2 separate regions of the Mus musculus genome follow, and region 1 is linked to region 2. The links are chromatin contacts, found by Hi-C or POLR2A ChIA-PET in ENCODE. All regions are on one chromosome and are shown on one strand. Each heading gives the region's core, a stretch centred on a gene start or an enhancer-like site at or near the end of the contact. The rest is flanking DNA. Distances are from core to core; before and after follow the strand shown.

The links. A loop is a pair of places that touch in the nucleus more often than their neighbours do. ChIA-PET counts read pairs that join two places held with the same protein, here RNA polymerase II (POLR2A).
Region 1: a map of heart shows a loop between it and region 2 (2.6-fold over the local background). The contact joins the promoter of Plxdc1 here to the promoter of Psmb3 in region 2. A Hi-C loop is called at or near these places in 3 of 37 maps with a recorded cell type or tissue (heart and regulatory T cell). POLR2A ChIA-PET finds 5 or more read pairs at or near these places in 2 of 5 experiments (Patski and embryonic stem cell).

The regions. Positions count from the first base shown.
Region 1 is chr11:97,982,093-97,988,923 of GRCm38, reverse strand. It overlaps Plxdc1 (plexin domain containing 1), which reads left to right and starts at 2,478. Exons shown (of 14, transcript NM_028199.3): 1 at 2,478-2,686. The coding sequence starts at 2,608. n-TCgca55 (a tRNA gene) reads left to right here and starts at 607; the gene lies at 607-678. n-TCgca54 (a tRNA gene) reads left to right here; the gene lies at 1.
Region 2 is chr11:97,701,138-97,708,042 of GRCm38, reverse strand. Psmb3 (proteasome (prosome, macropain) subunit, beta type 3) reads right to left here and starts at 4,609. Exons shown (of 6, transcript NM_011971.4): 1 at 4,553-4,609; 2 at 4,071-4,255; 3 at 1,138-1,245. The coding sequence starts at 4,555. It overlaps n-TNgtt8 (a tRNA gene), which reads left to right and starts at 5,521; the gene lies at 5,521-5,594. It also overlaps a transcript of Pcgf2 not described here.

The sequences.
Region 1 (6,831 bases), core at 1,229-3,728, 280 kb before region 2:
TCACGGCTACTTACCGTGTGTCCCTTTTGCTAGCTCATCTAGCTTGAGTCTTTAGAGTGGAGGAGATACGGGAACTCCTCCAAACCACTCTATTTTGCTGGCTTATGCTGTCCTACTGGGGTTGCAGTTAAGTGTTTGTCCCTGGCCGAAATGTGACGCGAGCCTAGTGTCTATGACTCCCCTAGGCAGCAGCGCGAGACCCGCGGGGCGCGCCGTGCCGGTTGGTGTATTCAGGTGCGGGCGATTTCCACTCCTGTCTCTTAGGAAGATCTGAGTGTCTAGGGTTGGGGTTAGGTTGGAAGCAGAAGGTAGGGACAAGTAAGCGTGAGTGTGTAGAAGGGAGAGAGAAGCCGCGGCGGAATTGAAGAGTGGGATCCGCCCAGAGGAGCGCTGGCGTCGCCTCTATCTTCTGGAGGACGTATTTTTCTGCCTTTGGAAGGAATCTCAGATCATCAGGAAACAGCTTTTGTTTTGAAGCTAGTAATCTGGTAGGTCAGGTCCTCGTGTTTCTTGATAACTTCGAATCAGTCTTCCCTTTTAAAGACGCTTTAGTGCGCCTGCGCTAGACTAGCACCAAGTAGTAACTGACGCAAAGCTACCGGCAGAGGGGGTATAGCTCAGTGGTAGAGCATTTGACTGCAGATCAAGAGGTCCCCGGTTCAAATCCGGGTGCCCCCTAGCAGGCTCACTCTTTTCTTTGGAAGACCTTATTACGTCCCGCATATTTTTATGGCAATATTTCCATCGCCAACTCCCAAACAGTCAGGGAGCGGGGACGGTGGTAAGGAACTGGGAATTTTCAGGGCAGTGGCTCTCCGAATGTGACTAGCACCACGGGACTTGGGCTCGTGCTAGACATGAAGATTCTTGGCCTCCTCTCTGACCCAGTGAACTATCCCTGGGTGGGGCTAGAAATATGCGTTCTGAGAAGTACTTCCCGTGCATGCTCAAGTTCTAGAGGCTTACGGTTAGAAACTTGTCCACGCCATTTGCTTCTAATATTTCCAAGTTGTTGCTTTTGCCTGAGCCCCAATACAAGACTTTATGGAGAACGGGCACCGAGACTGACCGCGCACGACGACACCAGAATTGAGGCTGGAGGTCCATCTTGGAACACTATAGAGGCCCTTCGCGGCGCCTGCGCGGGCAGTCTCTTAACTCTTCAAGAGATCAGCTAAACGGCAGCCCCGTGGCTCATCACGGGTCCACTGGGTGGCGGTAGGAGGCCACATCTGGAAGGGACGGTTTCTTCGATACCCCAGAGGCTGTCCTGGGAGAATTCAGGCAAGGAATTAGAAAGTCAATGGCTGGCTAGGTTTGGTGGGCTCACCTCTGTAATCCCTTCAATAAACTGAAGAGTGATCGTGAGTTCGAAACCAACCTGGTCGACGGCGTTAGTCCTTACCTGGAAAACTAACAAAAGTCCCTTTGGTTGCGGGGCTTGCCTTGGCTCATAGTATTACATAATATTATATTGAGGTCTTGGGGAGACCACCTCTAGGTTTTTGGACCCAGAGGAGAGTGACACTGGGATTCATTTCCTTTCTTGGTCCTTCTTTTGACCTCAGTGCCAGGCCACTCACCTACTTAAGCCCACACTCTACTTCTGTCCCCAGCTGCAGCCTTCTTCTGGGGATAAGTCCCAGGAAGCAGTCTCTGCACCCTTTCTTTCCGCACTCTCCAGGTCCCCTACACAGAGGAAGCCAGGGGCCCCTCAGTCCTCTCCACTCTCTAGGCCCCAGTTCTTCTCCTTCCCATGAAGTAGGTCACAGGCACCTTCGTGCCTTGACCTGATTCCATGCCGTCTATTAAATCTCCTAAATTGCGGGTATTTTTATTCCATACTTGAAGGGGGTGGGGTGGGGGGGAAGTGCCCTATTCCCAGAGTCCGGTAAAGTGTGGTGGCAGTGGGCGCCACTTCTGGCTCTGGGTCTATCTTGGACTGATCTGGCCTTTCTGTGGAAGGGGCACCGAGCTGTTTCAAAGTGGGAATGTGCCAGTCTCGAGCACCTACATGTCTGCTGGACGGGAGGGGGGTGTGGGTGTGGGATGGAATGGGGTGGGGTCGGTGCTGGAGATGGGCTGTGAAGCAGTCAACTGGGGAGACGCAATTCGTGCCTCTTCTGGGGTAGAAGCTGGGGGGCGGGGGGGGGGGGCGCGGTTCGACTGCGGGAGATTCCTGGTGCGTGTCTGTGTGTGCACTTATGTAGAACACCAGGAAGCCACAGAAGTACAAGGACTAGCTCAGAAAGTCGCATGCTCTTGGGATGGGTGGTGGGAGCCAACGGCCCAAGTAGGGGCGCTTCCTGGGGCCCTTCACCTCGGCCTTTTACTTAGGTTTCTGGGGCAGCGGGGTTCTCTCGGTAACCAGAGATGTCCCGGCGCGGTCCCGGGTCCCGTGGGGTGCGGCGCGGAGCTCCGGGAGGCGGGGACCCCAGCGTTGCGCCCCGCCCTCTGGGTTCTCCCGCCCGCGCTCCCCAAGGCCGCAGCGCCGTGCTTCGCTCGCCCTGCCCGCTCCGCTCCCGCTCCCCGCTCGCCCAGCCCGGGGCTGCTCCCTCTGCAGCCGCCGCCGCCGCCGCGCAGACCCGGAGGTCGTCCGCGCCCACCATGCGAGCTCAGCTCTGGTTGCTGCAGTTGCTGCTACTCCGCGGGGCCGCGCGCGCGCTCAGTCCCGCAACACCCGCAGGTAGGACGCGCGGCCAGGGCAGGTGCAGACCCGCCAGCGGGACCTGGGTCCTGTCCTCAGGACGCCAGGGATAGGGGACAAGGACCCTACTTTCTCTGTGTGCGCACAGAGGGTGCGCACCTCCTACTGCTGTCGGAAGGACGTGGAGGGACCCAGGCCGGGGTCTCCAGAATAGTCACAGGGACCGGCGATCATTTCAGAGAGGCGTTTGCTTTTCTTTTCCATGCTCTTCCCTGCTGCCTCTCTCAGCTGCTCTAGGTGGGGTCCCAGTTGGGCTTGTGACTGCGTGGGAGTCGCCGGAGGATGGGAGACATCCTGGCACCAGCCTGGCCGTCTAACTTGCTTCCCCTACCTATTGCGTACTGGTGGAGAGGCAGGGACCCCAGGAAAAAGCAGCCAGCTGCTCCCCGATCTCCCAGGGTCAAGGGTTCCCTTCTCCCCCCTGCTAGGTTCTGCTCGGTTCTCAGTTGCACAGGCTGAGCATGGAGGTAAGGGGGTGAGGGTGGAGGAGGAGCTTCCATTCTGCACACTCCTCTTTCCTCTAGACCAGTTTCTCAAGCCATTTCTTCCTCTTGAGGTCCTTTCAGGGATCTACTTTGAATCCCTCACGTTATCAAGAAAGGCCGTTTTTAAAAATATATATGGTTTAGTTTCTGCACCCAGGCTTTCTCGGGGAGGTGGGGGCTGGGAATAAGGGTGATTTCACAAGCTCCTTAAAAGGGAAGTGAGTGTCCCACTTGCTGTTGTGTCAGCATAGTGCCTAACTGTGTTCTTGACTTTGATGGTCACGGTAGGTAGGTAGTCCAAATGAATCTGGGTTGGGATGAGATGGTATGAGTGGAGGATGCTGGTGGTGACTGCGGGGGTAGAGGACAGAGAAGTCACATGTCCAGAGACTAGTGTGGACCCATCGGTGTCCATGGTGGCTCCCACAGAAGGTAGCTGAGCACTTAGCTTTTAGTTCTGTTGTCTCACTTGCTGTGTGACCTTGGGCGAGTTACTTACCCAAGTTACTTTCTCTGGGCTCAGTTTTTGATGTATAAAAAGAGGTTCTTGACTAAATCTTTGGCTCTTGAAGGTGGAGTTATGAAAGATTATTTTTCCCCCTTAAGATATTCTTTACTTCTCGGACAGGTACAGGCAACTGATAATTTATCTTAAAATGGTAACTAGAAAGGGACTGAGTGGGTTAAGTCCCGAGTCCTTTTCAGCCTTAGGCTGGTGTGTTTCCTGAACTCAGATATGGCTGGGTTGATGAGGGATTTGGGCCGAGGAGAGGGTTGAGGAAGGGAGCTGGCTACATCAGGGGACCCAGAGACAAGTGTCACTTTTGTAAGTACAGACTACTTAGCCGTCTCTGCTTTTAGATTCATCTGGAAGACATCGGGCATCTGCAGCAAGTGAGATTGAGGTTAGACCCTAGGAAGCTGTAAAAAGCCGTCAGGGCAATTGTTGACTCATCCCAGGTTGGGCTGGGTTTGGTAGTAAGGTTTTGTAGAGGCCATCTGAGGATGTGGGGGAATGGGGAAGGCTGGGAGGGGTCCTTCATGGAGACTGGCTGCTTGCTCTGTATGATAGAGCCCCTGAGGTCAATGAGGGGGTGGGAGTGGGGGACCCAAGGAGGCCTAGCTCCACCTGGGGCAATGGTGTCCCCATCAGGGCTGGTGTTCCTCCATCCCTACAGTCTTGTTCCCATCATCATCCTTACAAGGGACACAGGAGGCATCGATGACCTGAAGAAGGAAGGAGTCTACTGAGGAGAGCCCAGAAGCAGCCTGTAGTCAGGCAGAGAGGAAGATGGCCTCCAGGCCCAGGAAGGGGTCACTGATGGTCTGGTCCCAGAGAAACCAAAGACATCCAGGATACACACAGAAGGGAGAATCTTTCAGGCAGCCATTTTGGAAACTCACAAGCAATCCCTGCAGTCACCTATGTTCTGAGCCAAGGTTGCTTGTCTCTAGAGTCAGGGCCAAACAGATGTTTTGTAACCCAACCAACCTTAATCTGCTTTCAGTTTCCTCCTTGCCCACCAGGGGCCTCCCAATAAACTAATATACTGTTGACTAAAATTCAGATTCCTCACAATGGTTTCTGGGATTGCTGCTCTTCCTGTCAGCTGCAGGCTTCCCTCCTCAGAGAGATCTACCCTGCTGGGAGGGCCTGGGCAACCACCATACTGTCCTGGTTCACTGGGCTGTGTCTACGGGAAGACATGCAGAGTGTTTGTGCTCAGGACCATGCCCTCCTGTCACTGAGAACTCCTCCACACCCCCACCCCCATCCCCCACACCCCCACCTTGTGTGGAAATCTGCTTAATAAATGTGTGTGGGAAAGCTGGGCACGGTGGGCCACACTGAGAGCAAGGCCACTTGGAGGAAAAAGGATCTCATGTTCAAGGTCATCTTCGGCTACATAGTGAGTTCAAGGCCAGCCTCCTACACAAAGCAGCCAGGTGACCCTGTTTAAACAAAACTGAACCCTTGGGGTAATCCTCAGAAAGCAGAGCCCCATCCCCCACCTCACCCCACCCCACCCCTTCTGCTACTTTGTGTCCCTTTTTCTTGTGCACCCTTTTAATCTCCAAGGTGAAGGGCAGGGTCTCACCAGGAGGGGCTTTATATCAGGAGGTGGGATTTGTTAGGCCTGGGACAACCTTGTGTGACCTTGTATGAAGCAAAGACCAGGACTTGGAGGCACAGTGTCATGTAGCCCCGGCTGGCTTTGAACTCACTTGTAACTGAGGATGGCCCTGACTTTCTGCCTCCACCCGACAGCACTGGGTAATGGGATTCCAGGCGTAACGCCATCATGTCATGTTAATAGAGCCCTGGAGAATTGAACCCAGAGCTTCTGGCATGCTAGGTGACATGCGAGGTGAGCACTCTACCAACTGAGCTACAACTCCCCCGAGCGCTGCCTGGGAGGTTGGTCTTGCCGGCTGGTTTGTGTAGATGGTTTGCTGAAGATTCAACCTAGCAAGTGATAGAACTGTTCTCACCTCATCTTGTCTGTCAGAGACGGAGGCTTCCAGAGTCTGTAAACTGTGGCATTCTGGTTCAAGGTTGGGCCTCCAGCTTGGTGGCAAACCTGTCTTCTGTCAGTGCTGTGATAGAACATCGATGGTCTCCAGCAGGGCTGTGCCCGAGGGAGGGTCTCAGTCCTAGAGGCTGGGTGCTGAGTTTCTCCCTCCTCCTGCCAGCCTCCCACCCCCTCCACTCACGGGTGCCTCCTGAACACTGGTCCTTGCAGTGCCCAGAATTCTAGATGCAGAGGTGACCAAGGACATGACAGTCCAGGAGGCCGGCTTGGGTGGTGCCCTTGGCATCTGGGTGAGGAGGAGAGAAGCGTCAGGGAGACTTTTTGAAGCAACGGCATCTTGTCAGATTTGAAGGATGAGGAGAAGCTCACGGGGAAGCGGGTTACTTAGGAGCACAGCGTTCTTGGCTGAGAAGACTTTGTGAATCTATGGTGGCTGAATGGCAGGCCTAGGTCCTAGAGGGCCAGGAGGGATGTGAGAGAAAGAGAAAGCAGAACCTGGCCGTAAGGGCCCTGGGATCAGCTCCAGGGGTGTGGTGAGAGGGACGCAGGAATGATGGACCACATGGGCATAAGAGCTCTCAGATCAGCTGCAGGGGTGCGGTGAGAGGGACGCAGGAATGATGGACCACATGGGCATAAGAGCTCTCAGATCAGCTGCAGGGGTGTGGTGAGAGGGACGCAGGAATGATGGACCACATGGGCATAAGAGCTCTCAGATCAGCTGCAGGGGTGTGGTGAGAGGGACGCAGGAATGATGGACCACATGGGCATAAGAGCTCTCAGATCAGCTGCAGGGGTGTGGTGAGAGGGACGCAGGAATGATGGACCACATGGGCATAAGAGCTCTCAGATCAGCTGCAGGGGTGCGGTGAGAGGGACGCAGGAATGATGGATCACATGGGCATAAGAGCTCTCAGATCAGCTGCAGGGGTGCGGTGAGAGGGACGCAGGAATGATGGATCACATGGGCATAAGAGCTCTCAGATCAGCTGCAGGGGTGCGGTGAGAGGGATGCAAGAATGATGGATCACATGGGTCTTCCATGCGGCTTGCTCTAGCTCGAGTGTGTGGGCAACTGGCTCTAGGGCATACCGGGTGGAAGGTG
Region 2 (6,905 bases), core at 3,360-5,859:
CATGTGCATCACAATGTCCCCAGATGCCAGAAGAGGGCATCAGACCTCCTAGAACTGGAGTCACAGACTGTCATGTGCTGTCCCATGAGTGTTAAGACTCAATCCCGGTCTACTACAAAAATAACAACTCTTACCTGCTGAGCCATTTGTCTAATCCCAAGAATGTATTTTTTAATTAATTTATTTATTCATTCATGTATTTCATGTATATGAGTGCTCTGCCTTCATGCACAACAGAAGAGGCCATCAGATCCCATCACAGATGCTTGTGAGCCACCACGGAACCAAACTCCGCAAGCAAGAGCAGCAGTTACGCTATCTCTCCAACCATGCCCCTGTTGCTGTTTCTGTTAATAGTCTTTCTATAAACCTAAGCTGAGTTTAGAATAAAAGGTTAAGAGCACCAACATTAGATAAGAGACAGAAAACAACAAACACATTTCACCTCCCATCCTGCGGGCCTCCCTTCAGCTCATCCTGGCCGCGGTGCGTATCTTTACTAATAAAAACTACCACACTGGGACCGGACAGAGACCTGCGTCTGGTTCCCAGCACCCACATGGTGGCTTATAACTGCCTACGACTCCAGTTTACAGAGACCCTCTTTCTGTTGTGAATACAAGAGCACATCCATACACATCGAACAAAATAAATGAAGCAAAAATGAACACATGGATCCCTAGACTCTAGTGTGGAGAGAAAAGCTCTAACAAGACTCCAGAACTCTTTAGTGGGGCTCCAAATGAGTTCATGGCTCTCTGGGTTCCCTGACGTCAGCCCTCTTGTTCCTATCTGGTTGTGAGGCAGGAACTCAGAGCATCAAATAAGGACGGCGTGCTGCAAATAATGATAAGGACAGTGTGCTGCAAATAAGGACCAGGAGGGCAGATCCTGTGAGCCGGTGTTCGTGAGGCAGAGGCCAGAAGAGCATCCCCATGACCTCAGGGCCAGGCTGGTGTGTGCGAGGAGTTGCAGGCTAGCCAGAACAAGCAGGAATGAGGGAGGGACAGATGGACAGTAGGGTGAGAAATAAAGGAAAGTGGGGAATCATAGAACAGCTTCCCCACAGCATCCCCCACACCACTGGGTCAACCAAGCCTCTGAGCCCCGCAGGACCGGGTCTTTATTCCCACTCACCGCTTCTCATACAGGAGGTTGGCCACCATGCTCATGAGGGTGTAAGGCTTGATCTGTCGACCTTCTTTCAGCTCATACAAGTTCAGTCGGAACTTGAGACGCTGGGCACTGGGGAAGGAGGAACATAGCCCGAGTCATTGCTAAAGTCCTCTCAGTCTTCAACCTGTGGCAGTCACAGGACATACGATTCTGTCCCTACCAAGGAACACACTTGCCGATGAGAAGGTACCTAGGAAGGATGACCTTGTGTCCCCTAGGCCACCTCGGGGTTCTGGGATAGACCCTGCACAGAACCAACCAACGCCACACCAACTAAGCAAAAGAGGGCTTCCCAAGACACAGGAACAAAGTCTTGGGAGTGAATTTATTTCATCTCTGATAGGTAAGGAGACCGAGGTCTAATAAATCAGGAGTTGCTGTGCACAGTAAGCAGACAAACCTAGTGAGAAGATTCTGCAGTCGGCCATAGTGAAGGAGGGCTGACAGAGTGGCTGAGCAAGCCTGGGGTGACAGGCAAGCTTCCCTCCCTGGCAGACAAGCTTCCCTCCTGTCTCCTCTGATGCTACCACCTGCTGCAGCTGAGGCTTCAAGCTCAGGGAAATCCTAACACAACCTTTCCCCTTCCACTCCCTCCTCTCTGCCCCCTCCCCCCACCTCTTCTTCTGGTTGTTGTTATTTTATTTAGAGTATGTGCACACAAGCTTGCAACACATCGTACATGGGTCAGTCAGAGGGAAACCTGTAGAGGGAGTCAGTAGTCTCCTTTCACCATCTGGATTCCAGGGATTGAACTCAGGTCACCGGGCTTGGCCACAAGCACTTTTACCCACTAAGCCATATTGCCTTCCCTTTCCTCTCCTTTTCTGACTTCTCCCTAGTCCCCTACTACAAATAAAGGTTCAGTTTTCTAGGTGTAGCTCACAGCCTGCCCCCCATACTCTCCCTCTAGACTCTGCTTCCTGAGATTCAACACTCCACCAAGCCCTCTCCAAACTTCAAAACCCTAACCCCTTTGAGGGGTGTGTCTTAGCTCCTCAAAATTGACATTAAAAAGATTACCATCTGTCCCAGTCCTAACTGCGAATTTCAGTCACAACATGCCCACAATAAGAACTATTTGTGAAATGTCACAGCTGTGCACTAGACTAGATGTTAGTGTGTTCGCATGTTCCCTCAGTAACCATAAAGTTCCGGGATCCTCCACAGATCCAAAGCCCAGCGGGGCCAGTTTCTTATATGAAATGGCACTATTTCTAAATCACATTTTTTGTTTTCTGTTTGTTTGTTTTGGTTTTTCAAGACAGGGTTTCTCTGTAACCCTGGCTGTCCTGGAACTCACTTTGTAGACCAGGCTGGCTCAGAAATCCACCTGCCTCTGCTTCCCAAGTGCTGGGATTAAAGGCCTGTGCCACCACCGCCTGGCAGCATCCGTAATGACAAATTAAAAAAAATAATAATTAAAAAAAAAAATATATATGGTTGGAGCGAGCCAGGCCAAAGCAAGAGAGAGAAGGGAAAGGGGTGGGAAATGAAAAATTAAAAAAAAAATAGAAAAATAAATAAAAAATAAAAAGGCACTGGAGAGATGGCTCAATGGGTAAGAGCACTGGCTGCTCTTCCACAAAATTCAAGTTCAATTCCCAGCCCCTACAAAGCACCTCACAACTACAGTTCTGGGCAAACCCAACACCCCTTTCTGGCCTCCTGGGGGCACAACATGAAGCTGGTGCGCAGACAGACATGTGGTCAATCATCCATACATATAAAATAAATCTTTTAGATATTAATAGTAATAACAATACAGAACATGAGGGCTTGGGTTTGAGGATGTAACTCAATAGCATATCATGTGCTTAAGCTTTCAAAATCCTGGTTTCAATTTCTAGTACCAGGGTTGGGGGTCAGGGCAAGACTTGACTCTTGACCTCGATGCTCAGTGAATCAATGAATGAGTCTTTCTTCAGCAACTCACAGCATCCCATCCTTGAGATGGTGGGATGGGTCAGTGGGCAGTAACACCTACGCCAGGCCTAAGCAGCTCAATGCCTGGAACCACATGATGGAAAGGCAAAACCAACTTCTGCAAGCTGTCCTCTGACCTTCACACAGGGCTGTGGAACCCGGGCATACAAACAATAAAATGATAATAATAATAATAATAAATGTAGAGGCTGGAGAGATGGCTCAGGCATGAAGAGCACTGACTGCTCTTCCAGCTTTCTATCCCCAGCACCCACATGGTGGCTCACAACCACCTGTAATTCAAGCTGGGTCATGAGGGTTGCTGGGGGGGAAGGTTGTCCAACAATCTCTTCTAGCCTCTGCAGTCACTGCACACATGTGGTGCACAGACACACATACACGTAAAATAATAATCAATGAATTGTGTTTTTAAAGTTCCCACCACCAACCACAGCGATCAGAACCAGCACACTGGGGCCATCACAGACAACCCGTTTCCCCTCTCAGACCCTCCCATCACTCAAATCACATAAGCACTGTCAACTAGGTAAGTAAAGTGGGCAGTTAAAACCCAACAGCTCATCATGGTTAGTTATCGTTCGGTATGTCTGCTTTGCCAGCCGCCTACTGGTTTAGCGAGTGCCCACGGTCTTTAGAAAGACCTACAGTAGGATTCTGGCTGACGTTCATTACTGTGCATCTTGAAGGAAGGTCTCAATTTTTTTTTCAATTGCAGAATGAGACGGCTCGCCAGTAATATTAAGACGGTGATTAAGGGACTCCCTAACAAAAATGCTTCTTCACAAAGAGCAGAGCACAAGGTAATGCCAGAAAAACATAGGTTAGGACCCATCTCCGTAACGCTGTGGTGTTCAGCTGAGTCTCACACTCAATCGTGGCTTTTGGCAGATGGCTGATATCGGGCTGCTCAACGAAGAAACCTGGGTGAAGGTGGGGCTGGAGACACTTACACTGTCTGGACGTCAGTGGCCAGGCCGGCCAGGCCTATGTAGAGCCTGTCACCCATGGGAAAGATCTTCTGGAAGTCCGTGGTCACCATCTGGGCCTGGATCCCGAAACGTCTGTCTGCAGCGATGGCCACACAGTTCTTTCCCTTCATGGCCATGACGGCCCCTCCATTATAGGACATAATAGACTGGGGACAAACAAATCAAGGGGCTCAGTTCGTGGAGCTAAGTGGGACCATAACCTTCACATCAGTTCTGGTCCCCAAAGCTCATATACCCGTGCCCTCCACTCCGGAGGAGCCAGGACGCCAGGAGCTCCAGCCCTGAGATGGGCCCGGTGGGGCACCCAGGAACCGCACTCATCTGCACGGTACTCCCATGTGCATTCTACTGACCACCAGGCTCTCCCCGTCCCGAACCCAAGCACTACTCGTCCTTGCTTTCAGTTCCCATCCCAGACTCCTTTCCTTACTCCCCGATCTCACCATGATTGCGCTGGAGTGGAAGCCCGATCCCCACAGCGTTGCCTGCAAACCGGCTCTGGCTTTCTCAGGGTCAACGCTCTTGCCGAATCCTCCCCATTGGCTGGCGGGCCGACTCGGATTGACTAGTTCAGCTTTCTATTGGACACTCATGCCGTCAGTCACAAATATGCATAGTTTGGTTGAGACACCAAAACGGAGGTATGGAAAGCGGAAAGTGAAAAGTCACTGTGAGTGCGGAAGAGCCTACGGTCCGGGGCATGTTGGGATCTTGGCGGACCTGGAGTTCGGGCCATCCCGTTTAGGGGCGGAGTTTGCAACACGTGGGCTTGGGACAGGCCTTGTGGGGCTGGTGCTGTAAGCAGAGTAGGTAAGCTGGCGCTTACCGTGGTGCTGCAGGAGTTAGGCATTTTACTCAAGCTACCCGACTTCCAGTGTTCATTCACAAATCCTTACTGTTCACCGGGATTTTTGCAGGCGCCAATTAACCTATCGGCACCGAGTATACCGAAGGCGCCCATTCTTTGCAGAATGGGAAGATCGTGCCGAGGGTTCGTGCTAGGAGGGTTTAGTTCCAGAATGGAGCTTTTGTTTTGTTTTACGGGAGTGAGCTACAGGTTGTTCAGCGTTTGGAGTCTCTCACTCCCAATCCCTGCTGGCCGACAGACGTAGCCCTAAGTCTCTGTTCACTCTACAAAGGAACGTTCTGTGCCACATCCTAGACACTGACCGAGGATAGCCTGGGCCAACGGCTCCAGGGCAGCCCAGGTGGGACGTGTGCATCCCTTGCTTTCCCTTCCCTTGCACAACCACTGTTCCCTCCGCCACAGCCTCGATTCGCTGTTCTTCGAGATCAGATTTTGTTCCGCTGGGTTTCTAAGCTACTGTAACTGCTTGCGTCGTGACTGGTCTTGCGCCATATCGGCTCAGTACTATTGACTCGGCTCTCTGCCTCACAAACAACTGTCACCGTCTCTGTGGCGCAATCGGTTAGCGCGTTCGGCTGTTAACCGAAAGGTTGGTGGTTCGAGCCCACCCAGGGACGGTCTCGGCCTTTTTTTTTTTTTTTTAAATCGCAAATGCTCCAAAGCCACATTCGGTACCGAGGTACCAGAAGCAATAATTGTGATACACCAACCCAGATGGTCACTGTATTTAGAAATCCGTCTATGGTCAGTGAATGGATCTATCCCTAACGTCTCCTCACCACCTCTCACTATTCTTTCTCCCAATCAGGATGACAGAAAGGCAAAGCCAAGTTTCTGTCTCACTGCCATGTTTAACAATGCAATTTTCCTTGGATTAAGAATAAATTTTGCTGCGGAGGTTGGACAGCTTCCCATTGTCTGCATCAGTGGACGATAGCAACTTGAAAGAGGAAATCTGTCCCGGTGGATGGAAACAGTCAGGAAAAAAACCACAGGAACAAAGTGAGGGATAAAAGAGTGGAAGGAGGAAGAACCTAGCTGTGATCTACAGAGAAAGGCATACCATGAGGGGGCCTAAGTAGACAGTGCGGAAGATGGGGAAATAAATACAGAGATCAACAAAGGGCATCGTTTGCAAGAGGGAGAGGTGTAAGGGACACAGAAGTAAAGCTACACAAAAGCAAGAAGGAACGACTCTCTCTAACTAGTGCCACCATTTAAAAGGGATTTTCTCCTTGCTCTTGTTTCCGATGGCAACAGATGCCCGTTGGTCCTTGCCTTGATGTTCTGGGTTCCTGTTCTCTGGGAACCTCTGATTTCTGACTGCTCACTACGTGTGGCAATCAACTAGAGGACAGGGTAAGCTACAGACTTGGTGGAAAATAAGCGCTCTTCATGTTCGCTGAGCACACTGGAGAAGGTGGGCAGGAGGAAGATGTGCAAGGGACTCTTTCCATCCGTTCTCTAGACATTTGGCTCAAAGGAAGTCTCTTGTGGACTCCCTCTTCTATGTTTGCAGATCACCTGGCGCTTCAAACATGGAGAAGGGACTTTTCCAGCTTATTGCCCTCGCTGGCCCTGCTCGGTGTCAAAGCCCAGCTTACCTACTGTGCCTAAAACAGTACTTGCCGTTGGCACAGAGAACTTTCGATGTTGGGACAGTTAAGTCAGCGGCTCTCCCGATGAACCACAGGGATTAGCAATATCCCAGCATAGATGATTTATTGGAGTCTTAGTGGGTGGTGGGTCTTCAGTGTGTCCCTACTCTCCAGCGGTTTCCTTGGAACTGGACCTTAATAATTGAGGAGCAAATGGATACCCACCCCAATAAACAAAAGGTAGCCAGGCAGTACCCTTCACGTTGAGCAATTGTGTTTGCTCTAGCAGAGTTCAAGATGCTGGGACACATGGGCCGTGATGACAGTGGG